Linked DNA regions of Mus musculus: all the other regions are linked to region 1. The links are chromatin loops, found by intact Hi-C in ENCODE. Cell type or tissue: left cerebral cortex. All regions are shown on one strand.

Region 1 (4,000 bases):
AGTATGGGACACGAGACAGTGGAATCAGAATTTTAGGAAGTGAGACTCCAGCTCCGAGTCCCATTACCTTGTATCTCAAGTGCTTGGTGCATCTGGGAGTCATTCTAGAAGTTGGCACCTGTGCTGCTTAATCATGATCAGCAACTGGATCAGGGTCTCACATGGGACACTACATTTGTACTCACAGGTGTCCCCCTCCCTACTCTCTTTGCCTCCTCTCTCACTTCAGCCACCCAGGCCTTCTCCCAAGCACACCAAATGCATCCACGCCCTGGAATCTATATGTAATCTGTAAATATGATATGTAAATATGTATATGTAAATATGTACGCGTAACTAGAACCCACCTGCAGTATCCTACCCCAGCAGGAGCATCGAGGCAGTCCCATGTTGAGAAATAGTTGACACCATATACAGTTTCCTGTTTGCATATTAATATTTCACACTGAAAATAGGGACAGATAGCTGAGGATAGCCCATTGGGGAGGGCAGAAATCGAGAAGACTGGACAGCAGAAGCAAAGATGCTGGTGAGAACAGAGACAACTTGGGACATGGAAGGGACCTTCCAAATTGTCATAACCAGATGACACATGATCATCATGTCACCATGATCTGATGTCATGATCCCTAGTGTGGCGGGAATGAGTATGGCGTCCATGAGAGGTGGCATTCAAGACTCTCCAGGGGAGTTGTAGCAAAGAGACAACAGCAACTGGAGGGAGGTCAAGATCAGTGCAATGCTGACTGAGGACTAACTGGGTTTAGGGTCTGAATGTAGATTTCCAGAGGAAGAAGAAACATGCAGACCTCTCAGGACAGTGTCCAAGAGGAAGGGCATGAGGCCCGCAGCTGGAAGGGTCTTCAGAACACCAGTTAGAAACACATTCTCTAAGGGCCCAGAGCTCATAAAGATGGTGTCCTAAAGGCTTGCAGGGAAACCTCAGTTTCAGAGGAGAGTCAGGGGTCAGACCCTTGGAACAGCAGGGAAGGCTGGCATCCTTCCTACTTGTACATAGGAGCTATCCAGTATGTGATTAGCACGCATCCTCTCAAGGACCGCACCTGGGGCTGCTGCAGGCCACTGCCCGCAATGAGGGACTAGATTGTTACATAGGGAAACCCTGAGCTAGGGAAGACCCAGCAGCAGGGAAGCCAGATGGACTTAGGAGCAGCAAGGAAGGAGGTGATCTATCACGAATGACACCGGACAGAAGGAGCTTGTCTGTGGGTTTGCACTGGAGGAGCTTATACTGCCCAGCCAACACCTGTCAGAACCCAGCAGTAACTGTAGGCAAGCAGGCAGATGTTAAAATATGACCACTACTCCCTGGAGGGATGCCTGCTCAATCTACTTACAGGGGACCATCTGCCCGGCTATCGCAGATGTAGGTAACATCCCATGGTGATTAACCGAAGCTGGACATACTTATTCGTGGCTGTGACAAATGAGCGAAGCTCATGTCTTCCTAAGTTATGTTTAACCAGACATAGCCAAGGAGGACCACCAGCCACTTTTTCTGTACACTTGGGCAAAAGCCACGTATGAAACGTGGTCAGCACAGGCATGGTGTGTGGGACATGGCTTATAACTGGTGTGGAAGATTGACTTATTTCAACCAGCTCCCAGGATGTGTGAAAGTCAAAATTTGATTTAGGGTTTTGAAAAATAATCTCTCATGTTTCCTCTTCCCACTGGTACATAATCTCATCTGCATTGCTGAAGAGAAGAGAGCTTTAGGATCTTCCCAGGGGTCTGGGATGCCACCTCTCTGTCCCAGTCATCCCTGCTGTTCCTTAGCCTTTCCCCAGCATTACAGAAGGCCGGGGCTCCTGCACACTCCTCAGGTGTCTCTTGCACCCTGAGAGGAACACCTCAGCCTCTTCAGGTTTCCGGGGTCTCAGAGTCACCATGTGCTGTCTATGCTATAGTGTTACCTACATCAGCCCCAACCCAAAGGACAACAGCAAGCCTAGCCCCTAGCCACATTTCTCCTGGACCTGATACATCAGAGTGGGCCACCAGCTTCTTTTGCCCAGTTCCCTGGGCATGGCTCAGATATCCTCACAGCTAAGCCCCTGTTTATCAACGAGCTTCAATCACTCTCCCTGGTACCACTATCTCTAGGGATAAGAACTCTTCGAGTCAGGTGACTGCTTGAGCGCTGAGGGAGGCAGGACTCTGCAGCCAAGTAAGACTCCACGCCCCACTCCCAGCTGGCCAGGGAAATTCCTGTCTCCCTTCAGACTTACCTCCGCAGGAGCCTACAGCTTGTTATGCACATTTTGGGGGTTATAAATAGTCCTCGACTCAGCCTCTTCATCTGATGCACAGCTGTGTCCTCCATCTCTGTGATCCTGGGGTCTAGCCCAAGACCTTGACCCTCAGGAAAGGGAACTGGGCAGAGAGTTACTGGGCTGCTGACAACTTCATGTAATTTTTCATGCATAGCACTAGGGGGCGGTGTGAGCATAGAGCACCTTGGTACCAGGTGTACAAGAGGAGGAGCTTGTAAAATGCATTGTTGAGAGTCCTGGTTGGTAGGATCTGCTAGGAAACACCTCTGGGTGTGTCTAAGGGGCATTTCAAGAGGGTTTTTTTTTTTTTCTTGTTTTTTAAATTTATTTTTGGTGTGTGTATGTGTGTGTGTGAATGGGTGCCTACAGAGCACTGTAAGTAAGGAGGCAGAAGTTAGAGTCAGTTCTCTAATTGTAGTCTCTCAATTTATTTCTCGACACAAGTTCTCACTAAATCTGGTGCTCACAGATCTGGGGAGCCTGGCTGACTAGGGAGCCTCAGGGACTGTCCATCTCCACTACCCAGCACTGTGATTAAATGTGTGCATCCCTGCCCTGTGCCTGGCTTTTTACATGGGTGGTGGTGGGGACTCAGGCATGCGCAATAGGTTCTTCACCCACTGAGCCTTCTCCTCAGCCTCTCTAGAGAGGTTCAACTGCAGAAGGAAGATCCTGAAAGAGGGCAGCACCATCTCACAGGCTGGCATCCAGGGCTGAATAATGAAGAGAATGTGAGCTAAGTACGAGCATTCATTCATCTCTCTGCTTCCCACTATGGGTGTCACGTGACCAGATGCCCACCATGGTGAATGGTACCCTTGAGTTGTGAGCCTAAATTAAGCCTTCCCTCATCTTGCTTCTTTATATATATATGTATATATATATATATATATATATATATTTACTTATTTGTGTGTGTATACATGGGTGTGGGGTGGAGGTCAGAGGACAAATCATAGGATTCCTTCCACTGTGTGGGTTCCCAGGGTGGTGGACGTCCGTCTTGGTGGTGGGCAACTTCATTCACCGAGCCATCTCTCTGGTCTTTAGTAGCTTTTGTGAATTATTTTGTCCCAACATTGAGAAAAATCATTAATATACCCCCATAGTAGGAGATATTAGAATAAGGCTCTCACTCAGACATCAGATATGTGCCCAGGATCCTGAGATACTGCACAATTTGACTGTCACAGGGATGCTGAACACTCCATCTCTACTACAACCAGAGTGTACCACAACCAGAGAGCTTCAGTCTCTCTCCAGAGGCACAGGGGCCTGTGAGAGACACAATGTGGCACTTGGGGCTCCATTTCATTCCTGCCTCACAGGCTGACCTGGGATATTGCTTATGAAGGTTAAACATGCAGAGGTCCCGGGTTACACCAGAGTAGCCAGCCCTTGGCTCCCCTTGTGGTCCACAGAGGACACTCAGTGAATCTCAGCCTCCTCCTCCTCCTCCCCTGCTTCTCATACTTTGCAGAATGCTCCTGCATGACTTACAGACTGGCAGGGGTGTGCTGTGCACCACAGTGAGTGCTGCAGGTTCACAGCACCAACCACCGCACCCAGAACTGGTCGTGTGGCATCCAGCCAGGAAGCAGAGTGCTTGCTAGTATCACTTTCTCCTTTTTACTCACGGGTGGTGAGTAAAACCCCTGGGAAGGCACTGCCCACAGGTAGGGTGGACCTTCTCGCCTCTATTA
Region 2 (4,000 bases), 110 kb after region 1:
ATATTATGTGGGCAGGTACCTAGGTTGGATGTAGCCTCTCTCTCTCTCTCTCTCTCTCTCTCTCTCTCTCTCTCTCTCTCTCTCTCCCCCTCTCCCCCCCCCTCTCCTAGGGTGCTCAAGAGGTCAAGAGGAGTATGGCTTAGTTCTTTACAGCCTTATAAAAATGGGACCTTCCATGGGTGCTGAAGCACAGTCGTGGGAGACAGAATATACCTGTTCTTGAGCCAGGAAAGCTTAGCTTCCCAGCCATCCCACACGCCACCTGCTTCATGCTTATTTGATGCTGTTGAAATTCCTACTGTTTTGGACAAAGGGCCCTGCTGTCTCCCTGCGCCAGGTCTCACAAACTTGTCATCAGGTTTTGCTGGCCCCAAGGTCCCTCCATGGATCCCTAGAGATCTTCACCAGTAGACCTCTGGGGAGGAACACACAGATTAAAGGTCATCTGTTCTAAGTGCCTCTAGAGCTGGCTACGACGCTGGTGGGAAAGGCAGGCGTGGACCGTGGAGGTGCCTGGCTGCTGGGGTATGTGTCCAGCTCATGCACTTAGTGAGTTGCTAATCTACTGTGGGGGAAAAGCAGCTTCATCCACTCTCAGCCAGAGCTGAGGTTGTGCACCAAGGCCTCAGCACTTGTAACAGCCCCATCCTTCAGGTTCTTTGCTTTGATTAGAGCATCTGTAATGTGTGTGTGTGTGTGTGTGTGTGTGTGTGTGTGTGTGTGTGTGTTTGCCTTAGGTTATATCTGCACACAATGCTGCCAGCTCCCCTACAAATGCCACTCAGTCTGGTGTAGCTGCTCCACACATGCTATTGACTTCCACAACTTAGTAGATTCCCTTGTCATCCGCACTTAGTGGGCCAAGATGTAAGTGTGCTCTTTGTTTGACTACAGCAGGTTCTGACACTTCATCTTACTGGAGGACTCCCAAGGCAAAGGAAGAAGAGAGGGCTGAGCAGCATAGACTAGAACTCTCTCCCTGAGGGTCACACACCAGACTCTCAGCTAGAGGACCTTTCCTGAGGGTCCAGATCCTCTGTCCAGCTGCTAGGAACCGTCCAGAAGCTCCATTGGCACACATGTTCTTCCACAGCTGGGTGTAAGTAGGCAGTGAGAGAGCTCATGGCAGCTTCGTGCGCCGGGCAAGCCAGCTGGCACCTCCCCATGAAATGCAGCACTGTAACCCTCACAGAACACCAGATGAGAGATGCCCGTGTACACATTCATGGCAGGGTGCAGAGGCATGCCATAGTGTGTGCATACACATGAGCACACGTGCATGTGACATACATGTTCATGGGGGCATGCATGCATAGACACATATCTGCACATGAGTGTGTACATGACTTATAACTGCAATATGTTCAGGTGTCCTCACTGTAGTCAGACCTACAATAAGTATATGCATGATATCACTTATAACTGCATGTATGTACATTCGTAGTACTTAGATTTACATGAATTTGTGTGCACACACACAGTGCAGCTACACATATGTTCATATACTTGGTGCTTGCACCTGTACATGTGTGCACACAATTTTCACCTATACACGCGTGTGCATGTCCTTTATATCTGGACACATGTGCATGTGTGTGCGTTCTGTTTTCTGCGCCATTACCGAAGCCCGAGGCATGCTCCATGCAGGCTCACTGTGTCTGCCCAGCAGTCAGGTGGATACACGACTCCTGTACTATTTGGGACAGAGCTGTCCTTGAGTTCTGGCACAGATACAAAGCCCTGGTGACGACCTGACCCAGTTCCCATTCCTGAAACTCCGGCTTCCCTCGTGGACAGTCCTAGAAGGAGTCTGATTGCCAGGGTGACTGCCTCATTTGTCATCCAAACGGGGCCGCTTCCAAGAGCAAAGGAGAGCAGCAGAGCTGTGGCCGCTGAGGGAGTCGGCTGACCCACTTTCTCCAGGAGCTGAGGTTCCCTGGCCTGATGCAGGCAGTGCTCCCCCTCCAGGCAGAAAAGGCATGTAGTCACTTACTCTCCTACCCCCTACTGGCCAACAGAGGCTGCCTGATGCCTGGAGCTGGATTCCAGGCAGGAAGTCTGACATTGGGTGACATTTGGGGAAAGGCCATATTTTCCTGTGAATCTGGGCCTGCTGAGGAGGCTGGTACAGGCTGATGATAAGTGGCCATCACCTAGGAAGGGTCTGTAAGGGAGATATAGAGATATAGGGGTGCCCTCTACCTGCAGCAGAATGCTCACCCTATCCCAGAGGGTACCATGACACCAAGGGCAGATGCAGGGGATGAAGGGAGAGTTACCTCTCACACAGGGGCTTAAGCAAATACGAATACTCAGGACTCCCTTCCACCCATCTGGTTAGCCAGGTCTACCCAGAAATGTCATGCAGATCCTTGGTTAGCCAGGTCTACCCAGAAATGTCATGCAGATCCTTGCTGGAATGGTGACAGCTCTGTTTTGTGCAGCAGCTACTGCCACTGCCCCCTCCCACCCTGCCCTCTTTTCTTTTCCACACTCCTTGCTGCCCCAGGCTGTCCCCACCACTTTGTTTCTCCTACAAGTGAGACCTGCAGGGAAACCAGCTTACAAATGTTCACTATCTCTTTCCACCACATGGGGCCCAGGGAGAGAACTCCAGTGGTCAAGCTTAGAGGCAAGTGCCTTTGTACCAGCTGAACTAGCTCACTGGGCCCAGTTGGAAACCATCTCCCTTGCTTTGGAAGACAATCAGAATGCAGGCTGCAAATTAAGATGCCAAACAAAGGCTGCAGGGACAGCCTGCCTCCTGAAGTTCAAGGCCCCCTTCTGTCTGAACAAGGAGCAAAGCATCAGGACATCCCACACCTCTCTGCAGCCCAGACTCAGAGCACTGAGCGCTGTGTGTGCTGTTCCAGGTGCCAATGCTCTTCCCATTGGGCTGCCCTGGCTGACCCTTCCTAACTCAGCAGAGAAGGAAAGGGGAAGGATAGAGGTCCTTCCCCTCCCCTGCAGGCTCAGCACCCCTCCAGCCCTTCCCCTTTTCTTCACAAGAGGCCTCCTTGACTTTTATGGCTTCTTTGGGCCCCTCTTCTTTTGTCTCTCAGGAGGTAGTGGCACTTTATCTACCTTGATCATGACCTCTCACTCACTGCCTCAGAGCCCTGTGGGTATCCAGGCTCCATGAACATCTATCCTGTATGTGAGGTGGGACTCCTGTCCACACACCAGGAGCTATCTGCATTAGGCTGCTGGCTCTGGGACAGCTCAGACCCCCATGGTCAGGCTTTTGTTACTCAGCACCATGTCTGCTGAGCCCCTTCAGGTGTGAAACTCCTTCCTAAGGTCAGGACCCTCCCTCCATGCATGTCTGAGGACTCATCTGCCCAGCAGCAGAGGAGGACTTAGATTGCCTGCCTTTAATGTTTCAAGGTATATAATTTTATGGGAATAGAATTGCCATGTTAAACTTTTTGAGAAATGGTAAAAATGTTTCTATGTGCTAGAAAATTGTGTTTGCATATGTGTGTATACATGTGGGGAAATCAACCCGTGTGTGTGTGTGTGTGTGTGTGTATAGGGTCAACTGGTCAACCCCAGCTATTTCTCCTTAGGACATGTTCCACATTGTTATCTGAGACAGGGTCTTTCTCTCTGGCCTAAAACTCATCAAGTAATAGGCTAGACCCAGTAAGCCCCAGGAATACACCTATCTCTTCCTCTTTGGGTCTAGGCTTGCAGCTATACTATATATATAACCCAGGCTGCCTTAGAACTTACTATGCAGACCAGGCTGACATCTGCCTGTTCTTGCTTCCTGAGTTCTTTGGATTAAAGGCATGTGGCAATATGTCCAGCAACCTTTTTAAAAAATTAATTAATTAATTTACATGTTTGTTTATTTATTTGTTTGTGCCAATGCTCTTCCCATTGGGCTGCCCTGGCTGACCCTTCCTACCTCAGCAGAGAAGGGGAAGGCTAGAGGTCCCCTCCCCTGCAGGCTCAGCACCCCCAACCCCCAAGCCCTCTGGGATTTTATGTAAAT
Region 3 (4,000 bases), 81 kb after region 1:
GAAGATTAACACAGATGAAGGTGCCTTTGTATTTTAGTGTGTTCCTGAGCTACCAGCCTCTGGCAGAACTGCATTCCAGAACATCTCATCCAGAGAGCTTATGCCAAGGGACACATTGGGAAACTAGGTCTTGGGGAAAATAAAAGAAGTTTTGGTTTTCTGTCTTCCAGTCACCTGGAGGCTGTGAGCACCTGCTAAGGAGGGTCAGGGCACATGGCTGGATGCACCCAAGGCATCCTCTTCTAGTGCCACTTGCCAGTTCTGCCTGGCTGTCCCTGGGTTGCGAAACAAACCATGGGGTGCATGAAGAATCCCTCTTTAACATACCTTGTATGATTTTTATTGTGAGGAAGGAAAAAAACTGTATAAATAAATGCATGTAAGACAGCTAAGAAAATATCCACCCACCCAAGAGCCTGCAGATTGCTGAAAGAAGGAAACGTTGGGTGGCATATTAATCATTTTCAGACAGGAAAGGAGTTATTTTTAACACTTTTCATGAAAAAAAAAAAACATCATTTGCGTGTATGGTCCCAGTCAGAGAGTTTTCTCAGATAGCAAGCTTTCTATCTTTCTGATGAAACCAGGTTTCCAAAGAGGTGACTTTAAGGAAATTAGGAAGATCACTTTCTACCCGAGCTCACTGTGAACTAGACACCAAAGATACTTCAGCAGCCTTGAAACTAATTTGATATGAGGCTTGGTCGTTAAGCAAGACAATTTTCATTAAAATGTTCACTCTAATGTTACCTGTGTGGGTCCATTTGACTCACTTGCCTGGTCTTCGGGGTGAAATGTGCATAATGTGTCCCGGCTGTTTTGTTCTATGACCCTCCCTGTGTGGCCTCGCCTGCATGAGGACATCCTGCTTACTCCTTCCTTCTGCAGACTCAGGCTCTTCAAAAAGGGCATAGAATAGATCCTTTCTTTTTCTGATGAGGCTTACCAAAATTTGCCATGAGGGACTTCGAATTTTTATAACCCACGGACAGCATGAATTGCAGCCATGGGTTAGAGTGTTAAGTAATGCTATCTCCATTCTGCTTCTATGAACATTTCTTTCTTACGGAGTCTGTCTTAGCAATGGACAGGGTATCAAGTGCCCTCACATCCCCTCACGTTGCCATTAAGGGTATTAATACCTTACTGGTTACATAGTCAGAGATGCCATCAACTGTACTCTTAGGGATGGGTGACTCCACAGATGCACAGTTGCAGGATGCCAGCATGTCCGGGTCTTGGGGCTGTTCGGGACCCTCCACATGCCTCACCCAGGGGATACTCCCAGCAGCCCCAAGGTATAGGCACTATTTATCCTCTCCATGTATGCTGACCTTTTGGCTTTCACACCAAGAACCCCGGATCTCAGTGAGTGGCAGATGAGACTGAGATTATGAGGTCACCTGTCCTTTACAAGGCCTTTTAAACCCCCCACCTCTGTAAGTCCCAAGATCACCCCTGACTCCCTGGTTGGCTCCATGGTGAATGCTCTGACTTCTCAAGGCCCTTCTCTGGCAGCGTCATCAGCAAGGCTTTCTTTGTGCCCAGCCAAACACACTTGGTGGCCTGACCTGGCTATAATTCTTTTGGAGGTGGCTGCTGGGGCTGTATAGGCCTAGCTCTTTAAGAGCACAGGCTCTTGGCTTCAGGGAAGACACTACCAGCCTTTGGTGTTCCCAGTCTGTCCCTGACCAGCCCCCCGTGAGTCACATGCTGGAGAAACTGGGAGCGAGATCGCACATAGCCAGGAGGTTTGCTGACCATCTTTTCCCATCAAAAGCTTGCAGAGAAAGCAGGGCGCACGATACATGCTGCAGCCCACTGGAGAGATGAGGACTCCCTCCATATATTACTTGAGCCCCAAGCTTAGCAGCCTGTCACCCTGCTATATGGCTTCCCAGCTTGGCATCTAGCTCTGGTTCCTAAGAAAGAGGAAAATTAATTGTCCTGGGTCACAGCTGATCTGAAAGAGGATTGTCAGAACCACCTCTGCTATCTCTGTCCCTGTGAACTGTGCTGGGGCTCTGTCCCTAGAATGTCTGCCAAGGCCACTCTGTCCCCGTGAGCAGTTTGGATGCTAGCTCTATCCCCATGAGTTTCTCCAGGACCACTTCTATCCTTGTGGGACTTGCTAGGTCTACTTCTTGAGTTATGCCTGGGCTATCTCTGTCCCCCTGAGTTATTCGAGGGACACCTCTGTCCCTGTAAACTGTGCCTAGGCCACTTTTGTCCCCATGCGTTCCTCCAGGACCATCTCTGTCCCTGTGAGCTGTGCTGGAACACTTCTGACCCCATAAGATCTACCAGAGTCATTCTGTTCCCATGATCTGTTCATGAGACACCTATTTTAGTACCACTCATGTCCTCATCCTCCGGCTATGCAGATGAACAGAAAGCCATGGACTCTGATGGAGCAGGGATCTTAGCTCTCTATGAGGTGCCCACCTCTAACCCCTGACCTTGGGCAGCTGTTGCCATAGGTAGTTAACTGTAGTGCTCTGCTTCTTTGATGTCGGGGCCCTTACCCAGGTCAGTCCCCCTGGAAGCCCTGTTTTATTCTAGCTTCATAGGGTCCTGTTTATAGAATATAGAAATCTTGTAATAAGGTTTCACTGGGTACCAATTAAGAGGCTAGGGGTGTATAGTGTCTCTGGCCATCAAGGTGGGGGCATCTACTGTGGCTGCAATGTGAACACCATACCTGAAGGTACCCAGGTTTGCCTTATCTGAGTCCCCGGATATATTGGGCTGGAGTGTTTGAGGACCCAGCTCTGTCTAGACCTTTCTATGAAACACCCAGTGAAGTGGGGCCACCTGCTGCTGCCACTTGCTGAGAGGGAAAAGGGAAGATTCTGGGGTGTTGTGACCTCTTCTGCCTAAGAGATTAGAGGACAGAGGTGGCTAGCTTTCCCTGTGATCAAGGCTATAGGCCTGAGTGCATAAAGATGAAATACCCATTATTCTCCATACTGGAAGTTGACCATCCAAGATTAAAATGACCTGGGGCTGGTTCCCTGAGGTCTGTCTGTGACTTACAGATGATGTCTTCTCTGTATCCTCATGTCTGGGTCCTAAATCTCTGGATCCTGATTATTGCTATCACATGAGGTCATCCCAGTGACTCATTTTAATCTAGTTACCCCTGTAAAGGACCTCTCCCCACATGTGGTCACATCCTGAGGTCCTGGATTATATATACTAGTACTAGTGTAAGAACTTTGGGTACATAGCTCTGCCCACAGAGGTCATGTTCAGATTTTTAGGGGATGCTCCTGAGCCGTGCAGTGTCCTAATGCTTGGTGACATGGGGAAGCCCATCCTTACGTGTGTTATGGCTGTGTCTCCCTGATGAAGGCATGGGCTGGCCCGATGGAAGGTCAGACCTTGAGTCCCTTCCATTGAGGTCCTGGTTTGAGCTTCCATGTGCTGGAGGCATTATCTGTCTCAGTGTTTCTCTGTGTTCATGTTGGGGGTGAGTCAGGCCTTGGGGATTCCAGCACTACGCAGCCTGCACCAAGCCCTCAGGGCCATCCCTGACTTGTACAGGGTGTGGATGCATGCAGCCCTGGCCTTCCTGTGTCCCTGTCTCCTGACATTATTCATCTCTCTCTCTCTCTTTTTCTCCCCAACCCAGTGCCCTTCAGAGAGGCCCCAGCTTATTCCAACCGCAGGCGGCGGCCCCCCAACACATTGGCTGCCCCCAGAGTTCTTCTGCGTTCTAATAGTGACAACAACCTCAATGCTGGTGCACCTGAATGGGCTGTCTGCTCTGCAGCCACCTCCCACCGAAGCCTCTCACCCCAACTGCTGCAGCAGACACCCAGCAAACCTGATGGAGCCACCAAGAGCCTTGGAAGCTATACCCCTGGGCCCCGCAGCCGTTCCCCTTCACTCAACAGGCTGGGTGGTACTGCTGAGGATGGCAAGAGGACACAGCCACATTGGCATGTGGGGTAAGAAGAAACTGGGTAGTGGGCAGGGGCTTCCATGGGAGACGTAC

What was found. Hi-C counts contacts between places; a loop is a spot of excess contacts. Peaks named below come from ENCODE experiments on the same cell type or tissue, not always from the same donor. Only the 100,000 strongest peaks of a DNase experiment are listed, where the experiment ranks them.
Region 2: a loop joins it to region 1, with 8 times the contacts of the local background. A loop is called at or near these places in 9 of 42 quality-filtered maps.
Region 3: a loop joins it to region 1, with 4 times the contacts of the local background. A loop is called at or near these places in 16 of 42 quality-filtered maps.

The regions. Positions count from the first base shown.
Region 1 is chr7:144,095,020-144,099,019 of GRCm38, forward strand. It overlaps a transcript of Shank2 not described here. Among named protein-coding and RNA genes, the nearest start is that of Shank2, 78 kb to the right of the region's middle. In left cerebral cortex, a CTCF peak has its summit at 2,464 (motif pointing right); a DNase peak (open chromatin) is centred at 2,366.
Region 2 is chr7:144,206,162-144,210,161 of GRCm38, forward strand. All of the region lies in intron 4 of Shank2 (SH3 and multiple ankyrin repeat domains 2), which reads left to right. Among named protein-coding and RNA genes, the nearest start is that of Shank2, 33 kb to the left of the region's middle. In left cerebral cortex, a CTCF peak has its summit at 1,994 (motif pointing left); DNase peaks (open chromatin) are centred at 261, 908, 1,097 and 1,890; H3K27ac peaks cover 1,890 bases.
Region 3 is chr7:144,176,121-144,180,120 of GRCm38, forward strand. Shank2 (SH3 and multiple ankyrin repeat domains 2) reads left to right here. Exons shown (of 16, transcript NM_001113373.3): 2 at 3,635-3,953. Among named protein-coding and RNA genes, the nearest start is that of Shank2, 2.7 kb to the left of the region's middle. In left cerebral cortex, no CTCF peak of the experiment used is centred here; DNase peaks (open chromatin) are centred at 47, 340, 749, 1,735 and 1 more place; H3K4me3 peaks cover 2,480 bases; H3K27ac peaks cover 2,189 bases.